2 separate regions of the Homo sapiens genome follow, and region 1 is linked to region 2. The links are chromatin loops, found by intact Hi-C in ENCODE. Cell type or tissue: Caco-2. All regions are shown on one strand. Each heading gives the region's core, and the rest is flanking DNA. Links, peaks and the distances in the headings are about the cores only.

What was found. A loop is a pair of places that touch in the nucleus more often than their neighbours do. Peaks named below come from ENCODE experiments on the same cell type or tissue, not always from the same donor. Only the 100,000 strongest peaks of a DNase experiment are listed, where the experiment ranks them.
Region 1: it touches region 2 in a loop (10-fold over the local background); 6 of 110 quality-filtered maps call a loop at or near these places.

The regions. Positions count from the first base shown.
Region 1 is chr5:130,714,223-130,726,395 of GRCh38, forward strand. No RefSeq gene overlaps it. Among named protein-coding and RNA genes, the nearest start is that of HINT1, 440 kb to the right of the region's middle. In Caco-2, for the core only: a CTCF peak has its summit at 6,317 (motif pointing left); no DNase peak of the experiment used is centred there.
Region 2 is chr5:130,192,292-130,204,464 of GRCh38, forward strand. No RefSeq gene overlaps it. Among named protein-coding and RNA genes, the nearest start is that of CHSY3-AS1, 290 kb to the left of the region's middle. In Caco-2, for the core only: no CTCF peak of the experiment used is centred there; a DNase peak (open chromatin) is centred at 6,830.

The DNA of each region.
Region 1 (12,173 bases), core at 2,326-10,325, 520 kb after region 2:
TGGAATCTTAGATATGGAGCTTTATTTACACTGAATCCTAAGGAAGCTTCCAAAGGAACTGACCACAGAAGCTCCAAATTTCTACCTGAGAAGGGTTTAGTGGTCAATATGTGGTTGGAAGAGGTCTTTGAAGTTGAGCTTGCAAAGTACTCTACATAAGATCAAGAGTTCATGACTTGTCCACATCAAAGGGGAGGGAATGAATGATGGAGGGGAGAGGAGTCAGAAAAATAGAGGTGATACAGAAGGAAACTGAAAACAAAGCAGGAAAGGGAGCAGTAACAGTCTCCACACATTCCCGCTTTGGTTCCACACAAATTATGTGGAGATATACTTTCAGCATTAATCATTAAGGAGAAACTGGTCTAGTTAACCTTATTAAACTCCTTATTAAACCTCTTAAAAATAACTGCCTCCCACCTGCAAAGAAGAAATCATCAGACCCAGTGGACCTGTCCTGGACTTGAATTCTGTTTCTCCACTGATTAATTGCACGACTTGGAGCAAGTTTTTTAGTCTCTCTCAGATTTTTTTCTTCATCTTTAATTGGAGATATTAATGATCAGCCCCTAGAATGCTGCCTGGAACATAATAAGCACTCAATAAATTAATGGATGATGGAATGAATGCTTACCTTGCATAGGTGATACAAGACCAAAATAAGAGACTGTATGCAAAAGGTCTGACATCCAGTAGGGATGCAAAGGTTAATTTTCTTCACATTTCACTCCTCCCACCATCATCACAATCTCCCTCCTATTCCTTAATAAATCAAAGAAAAATAAGCCAATTGTTTAAGGCAAATCTCTACTTGGTTATTTTCTAAATCCCAGAGAAGCTGCAAATGGGGGAGATAAGAAGAGAAGAGACAGCGATAGGAAATCAAGAGGTTCCTTCCTTTTCCTCCTTAAGTATCTTCCAGTAAAAGTGAGGCATAGTGGCTCATACCTATAATCCCAGCATTTTGGGAGGCTGAGGAGGGAGGGTCACTTGAGGCCAGGAGTTCAAGACTAGCCTGGGCAACATAGCGAGACCCCATCTCTACAAAAAAGTTAAATTTGCCAGGTGCAGTGGTGCATACCAGTTTAGTCCTAGCTACTGGGGAAGCTGAGGCAGGAGTTTGAGGCTGCAGTGAGCTAGGATCATACCACTGTACTCTAAACTGGGTGACAAAGCAAGACCCTATCTAAAAACAAAAAAGAAGTGAGCAAGTGTAGCCACAGGCAGAGCTGTCATCAGAAGTTTCCTCAGAGCATAGCTTGCCCAATCTCTGGTGATCTCTTTTGCCCAACATTGACCAGAGGTTTGGATCCAGGCTCTAGCCATACCAAGGCACAGGTAGGCATGTGCAATGACCCGTGATGAGCCTATGACTTTGCTGGTAGGGCCTGGACATGGGTGGCAGTGGTCAACTCCTAGCCCTAGCCTTTCTTTCTCCAGTCTTTCTCAAGGGTAATACCTCATAGGACCTTCAGACCCTAAAAAGTGCATTCACAGATGACTCATGCCTCACCACAACACTTAAAATCACAGGAATATTCCTGGCCCCATGTGACATTGAGGCAGACAGAGTCAGCTGGGAAAGCATAACTGCACCCTGGTATGATCCCTGAGGCTCGGCCCTGATACATATTGGACTTGCTGAGGTCCTGAAAACCCTGTTTTGAAATGCACCATTACGTATTAGAGTATTTTGGCATTATCACCAGCTTTGTCCTTTTTACTGCAGCAAAATTGAGTAAACCAGGAATAAAGACTATTTTAATGCATTGGTAACTCATGTTCTTCACAACAGGAGGGATACATTTAGGTCATCAGAACCATAATGCCTTTATGAAAGATACTGTCACCTAACAACGGTACAAAGCAAAAACGGACAAAAGACATTATTTGTCTTCTTTGCCCTTATTAAATTCACCGCCTATGAAGTTAGAACTCAAAAAGAAAATCAGCATTAAAGCTTCTTCGTGTCTTTGTAACACCCATGAGCAGCATATGCTATCATATTGGCTACAAGCATAGAGCAAAATAATACAAATAGAAGAAAAATACTTCTTTACTGGAATAGGAAGAGAGCAAAGCCTATGGAGAGAAAAATAGCCTTCCCAATCTTTGAGGCAACTCTTCAGCAATGAATTAATAGCACAAAACTGGGCTAGGCGAGGTGGCTTATGCCTGTAATCCCAGCACTTTGGAAGGCCAAAGCCGGCAGATCACTTGAGGTCAGGAGTTCGAGACCAGCCTGGCCAACACGGTGAAACCCTGTTTCTACTGAAAAATTACAACTGGGTGGGGTGGTGTGCACCTGTAGTCCCAGATACTTGGGAGGCTGAAGCAGGAGAATCACTTGAACCTGTGAGGCAGACACTGCAGTGAGCCGAGTTTGTACCACTGCACTCCTAGGTGGATGACAGAGTGAGACTCCGTCCCCCGACCAAAAAAAAAAAAAAAAAAATAGCATGAGACTGTGGAAAAGAGAGGAAAATGTACCTTCTTAATTTCTAATCCTACTTTCCTCTTTTTGTCAAACAGTTCTCTTCTTCCATGATGTTTGTAAGTGGTTTACTGTGCCAAATGACTGCAGAAAAGCCTTTATATAGGAGGTGAGATGCTCATATCCTCAGAATCATTTAATGTAGGCTTACTGAAAAGGGAGATGTAAAATATGTATTCCTTAAGCTTGTCTTTCAGGCCAGCATTGTAGCCACCAAAGAGCTTTCACATCGGACAGGCTTCCATTCTAATCAGAAATCTTTCCCTTACTAGTCGTATGACCTTGGAAAATTTACTTAAACTTTCTGACCCTTGATTCTCCTTCTGTAAAAGAGATATGGGGAAAAAATAGTGGTGTGTGGGTTTAAATGTAATCATATATATCTGAGGCTATAGTGATAATATTTTATGTTTCTGCATAGTTAGAGCTTTCTGAGCAAATTAAAACAACTGCTGGAGGTTAACTTATGACTAATTTACATACCTAGAGAACTCCAGAGAGAGACAGACACAGGAACAATCTGCATTGTAAAGCTGGAGACCCTCATGTGATCCCTTTCCTCTAGAGAGATTTATTTATATTCCAAGGGACTAGGTGAGAATTCAGGATCCTTCCCATTATGTTGCCAAGGAGACCCTCTCAGGAGGGGAGGAGGATGGCATAGATAATCCACATTCATTTTTTTAGGATTCCTCACCCAAAATATAGACTCCTAGGTGTAGGGTTTTAATCTATCTGGCTATCATTACTTGCTGTGAATAAATAATAATAGCATTCCCCTTAATAACTGGAATAAGACAAGGATGTCCACTGTCACCACTCCTATTCAATACAGTGCTGGAAGTCCAAGCTAGAGTAATCAGGCAAGAGAAAGAAATAAAAGGTATCCAAATTGAAAAAGAAGAAGTCAAATTATCTCTGTCCACTAATAATATGACCTCATACATAGAAAACCCTGAAGACTCCTCCAAAAGACTCCTAGATTTGGTAAATGACTTCAGTACAGTTTCAGGATACAAAATCAGCATACAAAAATCAGTAGTATTTCTATACACCAATAATGATCAAGCTTGAAAACTCAATCACATTTACAATAACCACCAAAAAAAAAAATACCTAGAAGGTATTTTAAACAAAAATGTGAAAGATCTTGTTAATGAACCACAGTGGGGTCCACTCGTCTGGTGCAGTAAGGCCAAACATCCACACTGAGGTTTGCAGCACAAGAAAGGAGGGTGTTTATTTGTAAAGTGCCAAGCAAGGAGAATCAGGCAGCTCACTTAAAACCTGAACTCCTCAGTAGCTTGTGAGCAAGGGTATTTAAAGGCAGGGGGAAATTTCAGGAAAGCCAAAGTTACAGGCAAAAGTATAAATTAATACAGGGTGTACATGGAGGTTACACATTAATTTGGCCTACAAAGGAGGGTTATCTTGAAGCAGGGGCTCACAGGTCATTCATAGGAAAATTACAGATGTTCTAATTTACAATTGGTTATAGAAAAGAAACTTTGTTTAAAAATTTGGGGTCAATAGAAAATAATGTTAGCTCTGGCTTGTGAGAATGACTTCCTTCAGGCCCTCAGGAAGAACTGTGGAACAAAGAACAACAGTCAGAGTTCAGTCCTCAGTTCCCCCTTATCTGAGGTCTATGTGCCAGAAAACTTGTTTAGTGGGGGTCTGGATTTCTGAAAAAAAAAAAAAAAAAAAAAAAAAAACTCAGGAACATACATTAAGATGTTGCTTTTAGTTTCTATAGGAGACCAAGCATCCCATGACTCTAATTTTTTTGGCTATTGTTTTAATCCGCTATTACTTTCTCGCCTATTAAGTTGCTCATTTACATCTCAGGGCTAGCTAGCTTTCTCGAACTTCACTCAAAGAAACAAGATTTTCCTTTCTTTCCATGCTTGGTGGGGCTGCATGCCCCTAAGAGGGGTCTCTGCTCCATCTCAATGTCCACAAAGAGAAGTACAAAACACTAATGAAAGAAATCATAAATGACACAAATAAATGGAAAAACATCCCATGCTCATGGATTGGAAGAACCAATATCATGAAAATGACCATACTACCCAAAGCAATCTATAGATTCAACACAATTCCTATTACAAAACCAATGTCATTTACAAAAAGGTCAATAGGAAAAAAAAGTCAGTGTTAATAAAAAAAACAAATAATCCCATTTATAAAGTGTACAAAGTACATAAACAGACATTTTTCAAAAGAAGACACATAAGCGGCCAACAAACATATGAAAAATGCTCAACATCACTAATATCAGAGAAATGTAAATCAAAACCACGATGAAATACCATCTTATACTAGTCAGAATGATTATTATTAAAAAGACAAAAAACAAAAGATATTGGTGAGGATGTGGAGAAAAAGAACACTTAAATGCTGTTGGGAGGAACATAAATTAGTACATCCTCTATGGAAACAGTATGGCAATTTCTCAAATAACTAAAAATAGAACTGTCATTCAACCCAGCAATCCCAATACTAGGTACCTACCCCAAGGAAAAGAAATCATTATATAAAAAAGTCACCTGCATTCATGTTTATCACAGCACTATTGACAATAGCAAAGTCATGGAATCAACCTAAGTGTCCATATCATCGGACTACTGGATAAAGAAAACATGGTCAATACACACCATAGAATACTACTCTGCCATGAAAAATAATGAAATCATGTCTTTTGCAGCAACATGGATAGAAGTGGAGGCCATTATCTTAAGTGAAACAACTTAGAAATAGAAAGTCAAATACTGCAGGTTCTCACTTGTAAGTGAAACACATGAACATACAGAGTAGAACAAAAGACATAGGAGAACCCAAAAATGGGAGGGTGTGAGGGGGAGAGGGATGAGAAATTACCTTTTGGGTACAATTTACACTTTTCAGATGATGTTTACACTAAAAGCCAAGACCACCCCTATGCAATATGTCTCTGCAACAAAAATGCACTTGTACCACCTAAATCTATAAAAATAAAATAAATAATAATATGCTCTGTTTCAGAAACTTCATGTGTACACTCAGGATAATATCAGTAAATATAAATATTTTTTAAATGTCATAAAATATCACTTATCTAAAAGAGTATCTGACATCTATAGATACTTAATAAATGGTAGTTTTCTTCAAGTTGATTTTTTAAACAAAATTTCAATCATAGAAACTCATCTTGAAATGCGTACTTAGTGTTCTTTCCTAGTCAATATTTCATTATCACATTTAAAGGTGAGTCTCACATTAATAAAATCTGACAGTCACATAGCCATATCTGAAACACATAAATCAGGAACAATTGTTCCTATTACAAACCGACTTTTCATTTCCTAATAGAAAGTTGACATGAGTAAAGGGCACTCTTTCGAGTTAATAAAATTTCATCTTTTACTTAAAATGGCCAACATAAAATATCCCCTTTCTGATATCCAAATTTGTAATGTGTTTGACGATTATTAACTACAGAAACTCCAAGGGACAATAGAAACATTAAAGACTACATGTACTGATTGTTATACTAGTGGTGTTGGTAGTAGTAATAATCAAGTACTAGTAATAATCATTATGGCAATAACAATAATAATTAACATTCAGTAAGCACCTAATAAATGTCAGACACTATGCTAGTTTACATGTTTTATTTCATACTCACAAGCTTCTCAGTTACATGTCCTCTATTTACAAATGAAAAAAAATGAGTTTTAATGAGGCCAAATAATCTGTCCAATTTATACAGACATTAAATAGTAGAGACCTTAATACAGACCTCTCTGAGGCTCAGACCATACACATAATCACTATGCACTCTTTTCCTCTCGCTCCCTCTAGAGGATAATCCAGGTAGGAATTTAGGTAGTCTTGGGACAAAAGAGGCTGCTAGAGTGTGTAGGCATATGACTTTGGCTTCTAGCATTACCCAGATATCATCTTTGAAACTAAACAGCCATAGAAAGACTTGTAATTACTGTAAATTATCAGAAAGGAAAAGGAATCACACACAGTCACAGAGGAATTTCTTATAATATTTCTAATATAAAATTATCCAGATAATGAGTTAATTACGTGAGTACATGCATGTGCTCAGATACACACATAAACATACATCTTCATATGCTTTTACACAGAGGTACACACACACACACACACACACACACACACATCTTTAACATTCAGTCCTCCAAGGAAAAAGACTTTTCATGCCCATAAACAGAAGCAGAGTTAGCATATCTCAGAATCTACTTCAGTTTTTTTTTTCTTTCCCTTTATAGTTCTATGCATCTGTCTAGGAATGCCTGCCCCCACCCTGGTATTTGTCATCTATAGGAATAATTTTAGTTGCTAAGGGGAAACATCTTATTTCAAGCATTGGTCCAGCTCATCTGATGCTTTCAGATAGTGAAGTGTGTAAGCTCTTCTGCCTTTCTTGGCTAGATGTGGGATCAGCCTGCAGCAGTAGATGGGAGCAGGATAGAAATTAATTCCTCTCCAGATAAAATCATTGTAAGCCAAAATGACTTTATCAGACAATTTTCCAAATTATAGATAAATGAGAATAAATCAAGGATTATGTTTAAAGAAAGGAGTTTATGTAAAGGCTAAAAGATAGAAGAATAGAAGAAAAAGCAAGGTGTTGAAAGAAACTGGAAGATAAATTAGCCTACCTGAGTATCTTACCTAGAATCACACTTATCAAATCCCACTTTAATTACAGTATGCTCAATCAAAGATAGCAGAGAAATAGTCAGAAAGGAGTGTAGGGATTGTAGGAAAGCTTCCCTTCTTCCCTCTCTGAAGTTTCACTGGAATGAACTGATAATAGACAGATTACCAGGAGAAAAGACATAAATGGAACCGTATAAAATATGAGACTCAAAGAAGGGCCAGATGGTTGAGGCTTAAATGTCCTCTATGTAGGGGAGAGGGAAACTGGGATGGTGGGGCTGTAGAAAATTTTAGAGGGTTAGTAAATTATTTTAGAGGGAATGAATGAGCCTGAAAACAAGACAATGGTTTGTAAATTATTTTCTCTGAATGCTGAATGAGACCAAGGACAAACTATAGTTTGTGTATAGGTTACAGGAAGGTGAGGAACAGGAAATTCACCGTGAACAGAAGTGGTCTTAGTAGGCAGATAAAAGTCTCCCGGGTAATCTCTTGAAGCTGCCATCAGAAGAATAGTTGAAGAAAAGTCAGACTGGGTGTGGTAACAACTTTTAGTCTTTTCTCCATGGTTAAACTTTCTGGGTTTTTTTTTTTTTAATCTTTTTTTTTTTTTTTTTTTTTTTTTTGAGATGGAGTCTCGCTCTGTGGCCCAGGCTGGAGTGCGGTGGCGCAATCTCGGCTCACTGCAACCTCCGCCTCCTGGGTTCAAGCGATTCTCCTGCCTCAGCCTCCCGAGTGGCTGGGATTACAGGCACGTGCTGCCAGGCCCAGCTAATTTTTGTATTTTTAGTAGAGATGGGGTTTCACCATATTGGCCAGGATGGTCTCGATCTCCTGACCTCATGATCCGCCCACCTCGGCCTCCCAAAGTGCTGGGATTACAGATGTGAGCTACCGTGCCCTGCCAACTTTCTGGATTATTTAATGAGATTCCTAGGGAGGGAGCTTAAGACAATTGCATTTTTTTTTTTTTAAGCAAGAAGTTTCCCCAGTCAGATAAAGAAATTCCAGAGAGACAACCCTGTGCTTGGGGAGGAGAAATAAGAGAACATTAGAAAGACCTTAGTGCTGAGGAAGCTTCTGAGGTCTTCCAGTTTCCCTTAATTTGAAAGAAGTCAGCATGCCAAATCACTACACTTTGGGGTATTGTTCTCCAAACCCCACAGGAGCTAAGGACCTTTTCATTAGAGACACATCTAAACTGATGCTTTGAGGGTAAAGACTTCTAAGTTAGTGAAATATTAAGAAAAAGCTCTTTTGGCACTAATTTGTTAGTGCAGAGTAGTAAAGACTTATAATCCAACACATAATATAAAAAGCAATCTGATCACCTGCCTTATGTATATAAAAATGCATTTGTGAACAGAATCTTCTTACCAGTAAATGGGGGAAGGTATGAGTCCAAGAACTGATTGTTTCCCAATTCTAGTTCAATTTGGAAAATCCAGTTCTCTGACCAATCTTGATAACTGCTTATTTGTATTTCACTCAACTTTTCTCAGCACTGTCTCATATAAATATCTCTGACCTCTGGAAAAACATAAATACCAACTGGAGAGAACCATTCATGTTTATCTCCAATGCATGCCTAATATCTGACCTATTAGCTTGGTCCTATAACTAAAATTCCAGGAGAGCAAAGTAAGTTCTTCCCTTCAGCAGATTTTCATAAGAATTGTTATAAGAGCCTAGCTACTAATCATGAAGTGCCTATTGTGGCTGGAGAGTTTATATAGTTTCCTTCAAATCTTGTCACAACCTGATAAGGTACTATGATTCATTATCATGGCAAGGAAACTGAAACAAAGTTAACTGTCCAAGGTTATATTAGAATGGATGAATTGATATTTGAAACCAAATGCTCCTCATTTCATTCAAGCCTGTGTTAGTCCATTCTCACACTGCTATAAAGAAATACTTAAAACTGGGTAATTCATAAAGGAAAGAGTTTTAATTGACTCGCAGTTCTACATGGCTGAGGAGGCCTCAGAAAACTTAAAACCATGGCAGAATGGGAAGCAGGCACCTTCTTCACAAGATGGCAGGAGAGAGAAAAGTGCAAGCAGGGGAAATGCCAGATGCTTATAAAACTGATACAGGAGAGAGAAAGAAATTATCTAGGCAGATAGTGAGGGCAAAAGAGTCCTTGGCAGAACTTCCCTTCTAGCAAAAAGCGGTCCAAGAAATTACTTCTTTTCAAACAAAGAGAAGCCTGGAAGATCGAGCTGCAAACATAGTTGAGGAAGCTGGAAGCTTGCATGGGGGGATGCCAGCAGCCGCACCGATAAAAAGGGCTACCTGGGGCCAGGCATGTCCATGATGGGGGCTCCACCTTCCCTTTTTTGTTAACACATGCACAGTAAGAAAGAAATAAGCAATATGGAGTAACTCAGGCAGAGGACCTACCTGCATAATAAAAGATTGGGGTGGGGGCTGCCAGAAAGATTCACACCCTATGCAGATGGCACACCTGATCCTAACCAGTTCTTTACACCCTATGTAGATCAGATACTGCTTCTCCACTAGCTCATCTATAAAACTCTTGTGTTTCACTGTGCATTGGCAACCCATTTTTCCAGGACCCCTCTCTGTAGCAGAGAGCTATTCTCTTTCTTTTGCCTATTAAAATTCTGCTCTAAACCTCACCATTTGTGTGTGTCCACGTCCTTGATCTCTGTGGCCATGAGACCAAGAACCTCTGGTGTCACCCCAGACAATGAAGCTGCTTCAAAATCATGAGATCTTGTCAGAACTCACTCACTATCATGAGAACAGCATAAGGGAAACTGCCCCCATTATTCAATCACCTCCCTCCCTCAACACATGGGGATCATAGGTCCCTCCCTTGACATGTGGGGATTACAATTCGAGATGAAATTTGGGTGGGGACACAGAGCAAAACCATGTCAAAGTTCCTTGGAAACTTGTAATCTTAAATGCGGCAAAAATGTTCCTCTAAGTAATAAACAACACCTAGAGCCTCTAGGTTTTCTAAATGAGTGTGTTTTCAGAACGGAAAACCCCAAGCACCTGGGAAAGGAAATCATTCCAAAATAACTTTAAGGGCTTCATGTTTATTTAAATAGCAGGATGCTTCAGTAAAAGAAGCTAAAGCTGCCAAGCAGAGTCAGATTTTCTCCAAAACTTCAAGGTGAAGACAAATAAAGTTCACAGCATCATTACAGATAATGAAAATGATCAACAATTTCCTGCCTCCACTGTCTCTTGTTAATATTTTGTCATGCAGATTGCCCTAATTTGATTTCAGGATTTTTCGTCTTGTTGTTGCCAAGAATTACAAATACAATGAGATATATTATAAAGTGGTATTCTGGGTCTTTTATTGTCATTATAATTCTCATTTAGTTTTGGAAATTAGATTTGACTTTACCCGGTAAGAGCAGAGCTCTTCTCCATATTTTCACGTACTGTGTGCCAGTCAGAAATCCCCTGGCGTGTCACCTCTTATTCATCAGCTTTGCAAAGCTGCCCTGGAGGAAGAGACACGGCAAGCAGAGAAACACCTGTAAAATTCATTAAAATCTCTTCTGAGAATGGTGTTTCTTATGGACTGAGCCACATTTACTAGGTGACAAACACACCCTTCTGGGCATTCAATTTATTGGTAAAATTTGCTCAATTGTTCAGTAGTCTCCCTATAACCCTCACTAACTGCAATCCTACACATGTCCTTTTATTTAAAGCAGGCAAAGTCAGAATTAGCTGAATAGTCCTGTCCTAAGGAAAGGAGCAGTGTTGAATACCTGAAAAGCAATAAGGCATCCCCAAAAGATACATAACCTGCTTTTGAGCCAGGCACCCTAATTTGAACTTGAGCTCTGTCTTGAATTCACTAGATGTTAGGGAAACTACTAAGCCTCCATTTAATTTCTACCTATCAAATGGAACTCATAGGGTGCTTGTGAGTATAAAATGAGATAATGTCTTTAAAGCAAACTTGTCCACATGAGGCCCAGGACGGCTTTGAATGTGGCCCAATACAAACTGGTAAACTTTCTTAAAACATGAGATATTTTTGCGATTTTTTTTAGCTCACTAGCTATCGTTAGTGCTAGTGTATTTTACGTGTGGCCCAAGACAATTCTTCCAGTGTGCCCCAGGGAAGCCAAAAGATTGGACACCCTTGCTTTAAAGTATTTAGTATAATGTTTGGTGTTTAGCACAAATTTAAATAAATGTATGTTTGTATCTGTATTTAAAATTCAAAATCATTGGCAAAGTGAAAAAGAATGGTTTTGCCAAAACTAAGGATTTTACGGCTTGGTAAGTTTGTTAAACACAGGTTTAAACACAGCAAAACAGATTTTGTTACTAAAGATGTCCTAAAGCTTTTATTATGTTAATATGCATTGGGAACCTGCTGGAAGGAGCTGTAATAAAAAAAAAAAAATTGAGCTTCACCGATGACAATCAGTCAGCTGAAGAGAGACACCCAAATGTCAAATCAACATTCAGAAAAACTGTCACATAGTGGGATTCAAGGGAGGCCAAGCACAATTTCACCTCAATCTGAAAGAAAAAACACCAAAGGCAAGCAAAGTGGGCCCCTGAGGAAGGAGAGCAGACTCAGAGAAAAAGTATTCTAGGGCAAATTACCTAAATGGAAGTTGTTACCTAGCCCTGCACACTCCCCAGCCCCTTTGGGAAACAGCTGGTACCAAGATGGGTGACAGAGAAACCAAGATGGAGAAATATCTGGGGTGTGCCCTGGGGCTCACTTTTCTCAGAAAGGAAAACAACCTTCTAAATCTACTAAGGATGCTGCTGGGAGGACTAAATGAGATATAGTGTGTTTTAAAATACCAAATGGTTCGACATTGTTATATTGAATGTAAGCTGGGACTACTTAGCAAGAAGCAGATAAAGATGAAGTCAATATTTACTCCAAAAACTACTGAAATAATGAAATGGGACTTTGTTACTTGAAGTATGGCCTGCATTTTTACAAGATATCTGGGTAACTCAGATACGCCTTAAAGTT
Region 2 (12,173 bases), core at 2,638-10,637:
GCACTGTTACTCAGAAAAATTATCTTCTTTGAGCTTCTAAAGTAGGTATCATTATCCCTATTTTACAGGTGAGCAAAATAAATTTCAGAGATTCATTTTGCTCTCAAAAATGAAAATGCCTGAATTTGTGCTGGGACTCAACCCTGCTCAAATGTGTTTGGTTCATCTGCTGCAGATGGACCCAGAAAGTCCATCTGTGTCCAGAGCACATACTTTCCCCAATACACAGTAAGACAGATGGAATAGAGTATCTACCCATCTACCTTCAGAGATTCTTTAGGGGGCTCTTTAAGCAAGGCTGGTATGCATTTATATTAGTGTCACGTCATTGATGGGATATTTCTGGCAGCAACATTTTCTTCCTTCCATATTTCTTTTACTGAGCTAACATACACCAAAGCCTTATTTGAGACAAAGTGCCAGTATAACATCTCATTTTGTTCAAACTACTGTCTCAACAGCATCAATCTACAGTAACTAACTGGATTGTCCATAATACTACAATTCATAATTTTGTCACAATAAAACATCCTTAAAAAGATCGTATATTATGAAAATGAGACTCACAGATAGTGGGACATATTTCTGCAAGAAAGACTTCAAAACTCCCCAGACTACATACCTTTTGGAATAAAATCACATGCTTATATGTTTTTTAAATGTATAATTCATTGTGCTTACTTTTCACCTAAATATAAATAAGTTGAACAAACCTATCAGTTTATGCTTCTAAGATGTATGATTCATTGTTTCTACTCTAAAGGCTCCTGTATATTTTCTTGATTTATTAGTTTATTATTTAATGAAGTAACTTTTGACCAAATCATATGGAAAAATGTCAAGTTCATTTTTGAAAAAGCAGATATTATGGGACAATTTATGACAATATTTTTTAAGAAAAAAAAGTTCTAGGCCAGGAGCAGTAGCTCACGCCTGTAATCCCAGCATTTTGGAAGGCCGAGGCAGGCGGATCACCGGAGCTCAGGAGTTCCAGACCAGCCTGGCCAACATGGTGAGATCTGTCTCTACTAAAAATACAAAAATTAGCCGGGCATGGTGGCACGAGCCTGTAATTTCAGCTACTTGGGAGGCTAAGTCACGAGAATAGCTTGAACCCAGGAGGAAGAGGTTGCAGTGAGCCAAGATCGTGCCACTGCACTCCAGCCTGGGTGACAGAGTGAGTCTCTGTCTCAAAACAAACAAACAACAACAACAAAAAATTCTATTGTGAGTCAGTTGCAGGTACTATTCTTTGAGCATCCTTTATTCGACAAGAAATTTGAACTTTACGTTTCTTTACAAAAAAAAAAAAACTGCATAGAAATTGAAGTCCATTAAGAAGAATTTCCTAATAAGAAAATTAGTCCCTTTCTCCTTTTGTGGTTTTATGCATTTTTCTGTATTCTCTTTTTTTCTTGACCTTTTTTTGATACTACTGCCTTTATCTTTATGGAGAAACTTGTTCCTACACCAGCAACTCTAACTTGTAGCTCTTTTATTTTCCTTGTTCTATGTAGCTGTCTCTCCTCCACATGGGCAGAACAGCTGAATTCATTTCTCATTCTAATTGGTTTCTTCAGAATCTTTAGAAATTGAAGATATTATAATAGCATAATATTTGGCTATACATTTAAAATGTTTTTTCCATGGATATTTCATCAAGTTTTTTTTTTTTTTTTTTTTTTGAAACCAAATCTCGCTCTGTAGCCTAGGCTGGAGTGCAGTGGTGCGATCTCGGCTCACTGCAAGCTCTGCCTCCCAGGTTCACGCCGTTCTCCTGCCTCAGCCTCCCGAGTAGCTGGGACTACAGGCGTCTGCCACCACGCCTGGCTAATTTTTTTGTATTTTTTTAGTAGAGACGGGGTTTCACCGTGTTAGCCAGGATGGTCTCGATCTCCTGACCTCGTGATCCACCCGCCTTGGCCTCTCAAAGTGCTGGGATTACAGGCGTGAGCCACCGCGCCTGGCCTCATCAAGTATTTTTTAAACATTGATTTTTTTAACTGTATCTCAAAATAGATCAAAGGGTCCATATAAAGTCAAATAATATTTAAAAATCAATATAGTTTGAAAAACTGGGAATTGCCTTACAAATCATGGGATTCATTTTGTTTCAAAATAATATTTAAGAATATTTAGTCTCCACTGATTTTTGAAGACTCAACTTGTTATTTGAATTAAGATGTTTTAAAATTCCAAAAAGAAGCAGGATTTGGATCATAGATAGTTTCATGATTGATGCTTCTCTTCTTAAAAGTCTCTAAAGCTTTCCAAATTTACTTAGGGTAACATCTAATCTCCTTTCCTTGGTGTATAAAACCTGCTGCACGGGACTTGCTCCTGTCTCCTCTCTGTTCTCTTCTCTCTCACTCCACCTGGTTCATTCTGCTCCCTTCATACCAGCCTCCGTTAAGTGTGCCAACCTGGGTCCCACCTTTGTGCCTCTTCCCAGGTTATTCCCTGAGCTTGGAAAGTTTGTCCTTGAAGTCTTCTCAGTTGGTTCCTTTTTATAATTCAGGTCTTACCACACGTTTTACCTCACCAGAGAGGCTTTTCTGACCACCCAATCTTTAATAGCTTCGTCTGCCACCTCCTCCAAGTTGTTTTCATTTAATTCTCTTTTTATTCTCATCACATAATCGTTACCATTGAAACAGCATCTGGTATATTCTGTTTACAATGAATCTGGAATATTCATTATTTACTTTTAAAATAAACGTCCTTGTCCTTCCTTCCTAAAATAATGTGCTTTATAAGAACAGGGACCCTCACTATCTATCTTGCTCAGTGCTGTGCCCTCAAGTGCTAGAATAGAGCCTTGCTCAGGGATCTCAATGTCAAGAGCATGAACCTGATTGGAGAGGGCATCTCAGACTCAGTTCATTTTTCCTTCTCTCCATTTATGTCTTCTCTACCTCATACCTCCTTTAATCTCTCTTCTCTCTTAATAAGCCATTTTCATTCATTTCAGCCTTATGGATTTGGAGCTTCCTTGCACATTGTGTCATTTATTATTTTACCCTGTTTATTTCTTATACATGCATTAGCAAGTCTTCCATCTTTTGCCATAAGCTGAATATTTGTTAAATACCAGGTAATGCAAGAAAAAGTACCTTCCCCACATATAATAATAACAAAACACAAAAGACCAAGCCCCAGATTAAAAGTATCCTTCAGGATATCAGTAAGGATACTATGACTTATTTCTTTCTTCTCCCTGTTCTGCACAATTATGGCAGATTCTCTTTAAAAGATTTTTCTTCCAAAATGTGAAAATAAACTGTGTCTCTGGATGTCCTTGTATTGGCATCTAATGTTTCCATTTAAATCTCTCCTATGTTTGAAGTTTCAGCACTGTGACAGAAGTTCTGCATTTTTGTGGAATCTGGACAGCTCTGGCATCTATCAGTGACCCTTGTGGTCTCAGGGGTCCACTTTGTCAAAGGGTTTAGAGCAGATTCTGATACTAATTGATCTGCATTAGCAAATCTTACCAGGTACAGAATTCCAATAGGGTCCTTAATACAAAGATAGCAGTTGCCGGTTAATTCACAAAGACATATTCATTGTCCCCATGTTATCATCTTTCCAATATCCAAAGCCTTCTTAGAAGCAAACAGCAAAAAATGGTTGTTTGGTTAAGCACAGGTTTAGAATTAATCAAAATGAATGACTTTAATGCATATTGCCATCAAACTATGTGGCCTGGATAGGCAGAGGAGCCTCTACCAAGATGACTCCAACTAGATGACTGTTTCCCAGCATCAAGGACCTTCTTTACTCACACTTCCATTGCTACAGGAAAATGTAGGCTATTCACCCAATGTGTGTTACTATATTCTGGTTTTAGTCATAAATGAAATTTAAATCATAGTGTTATGTGCATGTATCAGTCATGTTCTAGAGGGTATAATATTCTAACCTATTTCATCTATAGAATTTATTAAACTATGTTTAGTAAAACATCAACTAGGGCAAATTAAAAACTTGCATTCTATGCAAAAGCAATTATGAAAACCTGCATCTTACCAGTGTGCATCAGCGACTAATGGTCAGGCAAAAAAGACAAAAGAGAATTAAAATGATCACATGTCTGCAATGTCTTTATCTCACTCTAGTTACACAGTTTTTTAAAGTCAACTATTTGAACTTTGCAACTAAATGAGAACTAGTACATAAAGGCAGCATCTTCTAAGTAATCAATTGAAAAGTGACTAGCTACAGCTAGTGACTAATGGCTATTGATATATTAAATCCATCACACATGTATATATAAATGAAAGAGAGTTGGGTTATACGAAAGAAAATTGATATGTGACTTTTACCTTACCATTTGCTAGCCTCCAACCAGCTCTGGCTTCTTCAATGTAAGCATGTGAAGAACTATGAAACAGCCCAGACAACTCCGGTCTCCCAAAAGTTGATGAAATGTGTCTTCTTCTTGCTGCCTTTTTACCCTCCATGTTGACCATTATTCTTCTATTACAACAGCATTCTTTCATGATGGGTATATTAAACATGGTTATAGGTTATGTTAGTTTCATCATTACATTAAAATCCATAATGAAATTTGGGGTTGATTCTCTGATATCAGAAGCCACACACATGCATACTTTGTCTTAAAACAAGCTACTTCTATGATTTATTCCCATTAAAGTTTACTAAGAACTACCTAATGCAAGACACTGTTCATGGTTGGGGATGTCAAATTGGCAAAACCTCATCCACAACAATCTCATCCATTTCATAAAAGTGAGAGAAATAATTTTCTGCTTCGCTGGCAGCCACTTGGCCCTTGCTCCCAAATTCTGGTAATGCACAGAATTTGGAGTTTAGCTAAAGTTTTTATGCAATTCTATTTGTTAAATAAATGCTTAATTTTAATCTTGGGTGATATTTTTAAACAAACAGCACTAACTTTAATAAAATATTTTTATTTGAGGAGCATTAAGAAAAAGGATGAAGACAGAAACCTGATTAACAGACTCAAGGAGCTCCAAACCCCAACACACATTGCATTCACTACAAGATAGGATATTTTACCCCATAGACCACTTTCCTGAGTTGTATATCTATCTTTACTAGTCTTGACAGAAAACATGAGGTTTCTGACATAGAAAACAGAATGATTACCTACAAAAAAATCTTGTATTGGTTTCCCACACCCCAATCCCCTACAGGGTGATGTGATGAAAGTCAGATATACCCAGTTTGTGCAAGAAGAGAGAGGTCTGTTCCATAGGAGAGGAATCCCCCGAATTATACATTTCTGAGCTTTCATAGAATGGCTGTCATAGTTGCCCATCCTCCCTTCAGAAGAAAGAGAAATCATATCTTCTAATATAAACAAATTATCTCGGGGAAGAGAAAGAGAATGTCTCCAGAATCACTACCCTTTGTCATCTAAACAAATGGTTCCAGGGGAGAAAAATCTGAATCTCTCCAGGACATATCTGAATTTAATTTTCAAAGGGTTCTTGCCATTCGTTCATGTTTGAACCCAGGTTGCTAGAACTCAGAAAGCTCACATCATGAAGAAATATGAAAATATTTATGAGACATTTCTTCCTGACAGTCTGCTGTTATCCCTCTTCAGATCACCTTTTAGTAATTGAACAGTATGTGGTGTGCTAAGGGAGTGTCCAGAGCATGAAACTGCTTTACTGTCCAGGCTTGAAATCAGCCATACTTTCTGTTAGTTCCTGTTCCAAAATGCTTCATTTTCTGTTAATCTTTGGTTATCAGAGTGAGTATATTTCTCCTTTCCTCACAATTCTCTTACCTGTCAATAACTCATAAAATTAGGTTGAAAACTCTTGTTTATATCAATTCAAAAAACTAAAGGAAGAATTATAATAATTATTTCAAAATTAAAAATCAAGTCTGACTCAATGTTTTTGTCTAGAAAATTCTTAGAAACTTTCTACTAAAAAAAAATAATGCCCACCTGTATATATCAGTTATTCAGTCCCTCTTGTTTCACTTTGCTGTCCATAACCATTCATTGGAATTGTATAGGAAGAAATGTGATATTTTAATGTTAAATATCCATACTTACAAGTTTAAAAATAATAATTTCATCTGAAGTTACAGTGTGGTTATCAAAGGCTTCTTTTCAATTAAAATGGAGTTTTAACATTAGGATTGTATTTGGCTTATCCCTCCAATGAAAGGTTTTCTCCTGACAAAGTGATTAATGTATCCCCTAATGACAAAATAATTTGTCTTTTTTTTTTTATGAACTTGACATCCTTTTCTCATTATTTCTCAACCAGGTCAAAAAGGCAGAAACAGTTCTGCAGAATTTTTTAGGTGGTTGGAAATGTTGACATTTTATCATTGCTTGAGGGAGAATTAAGAATGGACTTAAGAATATCCATTTTTTGTTATTACTGTTATTTCTGTGATGGAGAGTTTGATTTTGGTTGCACACTCTCTCAGAGAACTTATTACATGCTAATATAATAACTTTTATTGCCTTTATAATTTATTATTTTAGTATTTATTTAAATGTTTTACTAATATGTTTCCCTGATCAAAATGCTCAAGTAGAAAGCAAAGTTGATCTTACAAATATATTTCAAGTTTTTGCTAGACTTTCATTTGTTCTGATTAGTTATTGCTGCATAATCTACTACCCCCAAAACTTAATGGCTTAAAACAAACATTTTTTATTGTTCATGATTTTTTGGGTCAGGAATATGGGAAGGGCTCAGCTGATGCCCATGGCATCCTCTGGAATAGCTGAGGCTGGATGATCCACTCCAAGATGGCATCTTCACTCTCTTGTCTAGAGCATTCGTGCTGTTCATCCCCTCTCTCTCTCCACAAGGTGTCGCATCCTTCAGAGCCTCTTCATGTAAGGAGCTTCTCTTAGCTTGGCTGCCCAAGGGTACCTGAGTTTCTTCACTTGGCAGCTTAAGTCGCCAAAGCCAAGTGTCCCAAGAGACAAAGGCAGAGTCTGGAAGCCTTCTTATAATCCAGCTTTGGAATTTGAACATATTCTATTCATGAAGCCAGTCATGGAGGAAAGGGAGTTCCATTCTACCTCTCAATAGGAATTATTGCAAAGAAAGTGTGGTCCATACATTCAACATGCCCAGAAAATGGCTTCATCTCTGCCTCTCCAGAAAACTGGGTAGTAAATCAAGAGAAAGAAAGGCTGATTCTCATCACAGCTTTAAACTTTAATCCAGTATTAGACCCATTTGAAACAAACAAAATGATGTACTTAGCTATAAAGAAAAAAGATCAAGAATTGTTAACTTTTTTCTCAAGAAGAAAGCAGGTGAGCTAATGGAAAGAAGGTTTAAAGGGCACTTTACAAAACACTTTTTATAAAATTGCCTGTTAATCTCTCACAGAAACAAAAAATTCCTGGCATGCTGCAAATGACATGGTGATGTATCAATCAAGACTTTCGATTAGACAAGTGTTAAATCTTCAGGGAACTTAAATCTCAAGTGTTTAATTGGCTGTTTCATCTCTCCAGCAATTTTCAAGAACTCTGAAGAACTTAGCACTTTCACACAAGTAAAACCAGCAGTTTTGTTTATCAGTGGTTCATAAAATAACCTAATAATTTAAAATGAAACCCTCTTTTAAAAAAGAATACATGATTACTATAATACCTGCGTAAAATTTTCCTATAACCAAACAAAATTATGAATCCTCCAACAGGCAACTTACACACGTTTTTTGTAAATCTAACAATTTTTCATCTTGTCATTGTTTCCTTGTTATCTGTATCACCTTCTTCTCTTCCCTGTTTTTCATCCTTTTTGTTTTTTATAATTCATAATAGTGCTGATTTATATGCATTTTAATATTTCTGATGCCCAAACATTTTAATTTTCAAAACAAGATTTTAGAATTTGTTTTCTTTTTCCTTTCCACTGTAGTAAAAACATTAATGATAATAATGTGTTTTTAACATTAAGCTAATCATACTTTATCAAAAAATATTTTTCTTAAGAAATCTTTGATAAATGGATTTAAATAGTCACTTGTTGCTCTGTAGATAATAAATGAAAATCTGTTGCTATATCTTTATTTCTCAATATTCTTCCCTTAGGCAGATGCTGACTTCCCTGTCCTTCATATATATTGATTTGAAGAATGAATATTTTAAATAATTTTAGCCAGCTGTGTGTTCCCTGATTTTTTCCCCACTGTCTTCTGTTAATTCTAGACTCTAAAATAGTTATTCATTCTGTAAATGATTTTGGTGTGTCTACTTTATTTCTCTTATCATTGCACTAATTTCTGGTCAAAGTTGATTAAAATAGGGCCGTTGCCCTTAAGATACTTATAGTCTAGCAAAAAAAAAAAAAAAAGGAAGAAGAACCATTAACTATTACAAAATACGTGAAATACCGCAACAGAAAAGTGTATTATGGGTTCAGTAGAGTCAGAGCAGATTCTTCTTGGAGACAAAAAGAGCAGGCAGGAAACATCTTCTCCAAACAAGGCCAAATAAAGATCTATTTATTCATAGTAAGGACTTTAGAATTTATTCTATTAAAAAGGGTTAAATAGAGAGCAATAAGGATTGTATGCATTTAGAATATTTTTATAATTAAACATTAAAGTCCATGATCTTTATCTTCAATCTTGTAAAAATTTTCCACATAATTTTATAAAATTATCTATGAATGCACATAACTGTAAAAAGTACTCTCCTTTTCTCAAGTCTTTCTACAGAAGATATGTGAATGAGTTTGCCTCCCAAAATACATACTCTTTTAAGAATTAATTCCCAGAAATATTTTACTATAAAATAATTATTACTTCTGACCTGCTTAAAACAGATACATGGGCTATTTTTAACCAATATTGGTAGTTAAAATAAATATGGGTTGGAATAATACTACAAGTAACAATAATAAATATTCATTGAGGCCCATTCATTTTCCAGGCATTCTACTAATTACTTTATAGATATTTTCTCATTTTGTTCTACAATAATCCTATAAAGTAGGTATTATTATTTTCTCTATTTTACAGTACTAACACAGAAACACAAAGATTAAACTACTGGATCCAGGTCTCAAGCCAGGAGGTGGAGGATCAAGGATTCTAATAAAGGTGCAAGGATTCTAGCATGTTAAAAACATTTAAATAAGAGACCCGCAAATTATGGTACCAGAAGTCAATTAATAGGTATTTTCCTATATTGTGATCATTTCTAAGCACATAATACTGATTATTTTGTTATTAGTTTAAATCTTATGACCTGTTTTTGAATTAGCTATATAATCCTGAAAATCTCCAAACATTTTTTTTTGCTCTAATAACCCATGCTAACATGTACCTCCTTTTATTTATTGTGATGTAATTTGCATACACAAAAATGTACAAATTTTGGTGTGCAGCTTAATGAAATTTTACATGTGCATATATAATACATTACCACCACCCAGATCAAGACATGTTCCTTCTCCCCAGTAGTTTCTGTATGCCACTTTCCAGTAAATAACTGTATTAGTCTGTTCTCAGGTGGCTAATAAAGACAGACCTGAGACTGAATAATTTATAAAGGAAAGAGGTTTAATTGTCAAACGCACAGTTCCACGTGGCTGGGGAGGTCTCAGAATCATGGTGGAAAGTGAATGAGGAACAAAGTCACGTTTTACACGGTGGCAGGCAAGAAAGCTTGTGCAGGGGAACTCCCCAATATAAAACTATCGGATCTCATGAAACTTATTCACTATCACAAGAACAGCATGAGGAATACCCACCCCAATGATTCAATTACCTCCTACCAGGTTCCTCCCACAACACATGGGAATTATGGGAGCTAAAATTCAAGTTGAGATTTGGGTGGGGACACAGCCAAACCATATCATTCCATTACTGACAACTCCCAAATCTCATGTCCTGACATTTCAAAACAAATCATGCCTTCCCAACAGTCTCCCCAAAGTCTTAACTCATTTCAGCATTAACTCAAAAGTCCACGGTCCAAAGTCTCATCTGAGACAAGGCAAGTCCCTTCTGCCTATGAGCCTATAAAATCAAAGGCAAGTTAATTACTTCCTAGATACAATGGAGTACAAACATTGATACAATGGAGTACAGCCATTCCAAATGGGATAAATGGGCTAAGACAAAGGGGGTACAGGCCCCATGCAAGTCCAAAATCCAGCAGGGCAGTCAAATCTTAAAGCTCCAAAATGTTCTTTGACTCCATGTCTCGTATCCAGGTCATGCTGATGCAAGAGGAGTGTTCCCGTGGTCTTCAGCATCTCTGACCCTGTGGCTTTGCAGGGTATAGCCCCTCTCCTGGCTGCTTTCATGGCCTGGCATTGATTGTCTGTGGCTTTTCCAGGCACATCATATAAGCTGTCCATGGATCTACCATTCTGGAGTCCAGAGGATGGTGTCCCGCTTCTCACAGCTCCACTAGGCGCTGCCCTAGTGGGGACTCTGTGTTGGAGCTCCAACCCCACATTTCCCTTCTGCATTGCCCCAGCAGAGTTTCTCCATGAGGGCTCCACCCCTGCAGTGTACCACTGCCTGGACATCCAGACATTTCCATACATCCTTTAAAATCTAGAGGGAAATTCTCAAACCTCAATTCTTGACTTCTGTGCACCTGCAGGCCCAACACCATGTGTAAGCCACCAAGGCTTGAGGCTTATACCCTCTGAAGTCATGGCCCAAGCTGTACGTTGGCACCTTTTAGCCACAGCTGGAGCATCAGGGATGCAGGGCACCAAGTACCTAGGCTGCACACAGCAGGCAGGCCCTGGGCCCAGCCCATGAAACCATTTTTTTCTCCTCAGCTTCTAGGCCTATGATGGGAGGGGCTGCTGTGAAGACCTCTGAAATGCCCTGGAGACATTTTCCCCATTGTATTGCCAATTAACATTTGGCTCCTCATTACTTATGCAAATTTCTGTAGAAGACTTGAATTTCTCCTCAGAAAATGGGTTTTTCTTTTCCATCACATTGTCAGACTGCAAATTTTCCAATTTTTTATGTTCTGCATCCTTTTAAACATGAGTTCCAATTCCAAAGCATATCTTGTGAATGCATAAACCTGAATGCTTTTAACAGTAGCCAAGTCACCTTTTCAAAACTTTGCTGCTTAGAAATTTCTTCCACCAGTTGCCCCAAATCATCTCTCTCAAGTTCAAATTTCCATAAATCTCTAGGGCAGGGGCAAAATGCCCCCAGTCTCTTTGCTAAAACATAACAAGAGTTACCTTTGCTTCAGTTCCCAATAAGTTCCTTATCTCCATCTGAGGCCACATCAGCCTGGACTTTATTGTTCATATCACTATCAGCATTTTAGTCAAAGCCACTCAACAGGTCTCTAGGAAGTTCCAAACTTCCCACATCTACCTGTCTTCTTCTGAGCCCTCCAAACTGTTCCAGTCTCTGCCTGTTACCCAGTTCCAAAGTCACTTGACATTTTCAGGTATCTTTAGAGCAGTTCCCCGGTACACCTGGTAACAATTTACTGTATTAATCTGTTCTCACACTGCTAATAAAGACATACCCAACACTGGGTGATTTATAAAGGAAAGAGGTTTAATTGATTCACAGTTCCACATGTTGAGGAGGGCTAACAATCATGGTGGAAGATGAAGGAGGAGCAAAGTCACATCTTACATAGCGGCAGGCAAGGGAGCTTGTGTAGGGGAACTCCCCTTTATAAAACCATCAGATCTTGTGAGATTTATTATTCACTATCACGAGTAAAGCATGGAATTATAATTCAATTGCATCCCACCAGTTCCCTCCTACAACACATCGGAATTATAGGAGCTACAATTCAAGATGAGATCTGCATGGGGACACAGCCAAGCCATATCAATAACCAACTACACCCAGAGGTAACAAACATCCTAAACTCTGTCACCATAAATTAGAATTTTTCTCTTTCTAAATTTCATATAAACAGAATCAAACAGTAGATACATTTTAGGTCTTTGTCCTTTCACTCTACATGTTTTTGTTATTATTTATGTAGTTACATGGAGTAGTATTTTTTATTGCTGTATGATATCTCATTGTATGAATATGACACAATTTTTCATCAATTATATTATAGGTGGACATTTGAGTTGTTTCAGTTTGGTGCTGTCATGAATAAATCTTCTACATTCTTTTTGTGGATGCATGCTCTTGTTTCTCTTGGCCATATAAACCAAGGAGTGGAATTG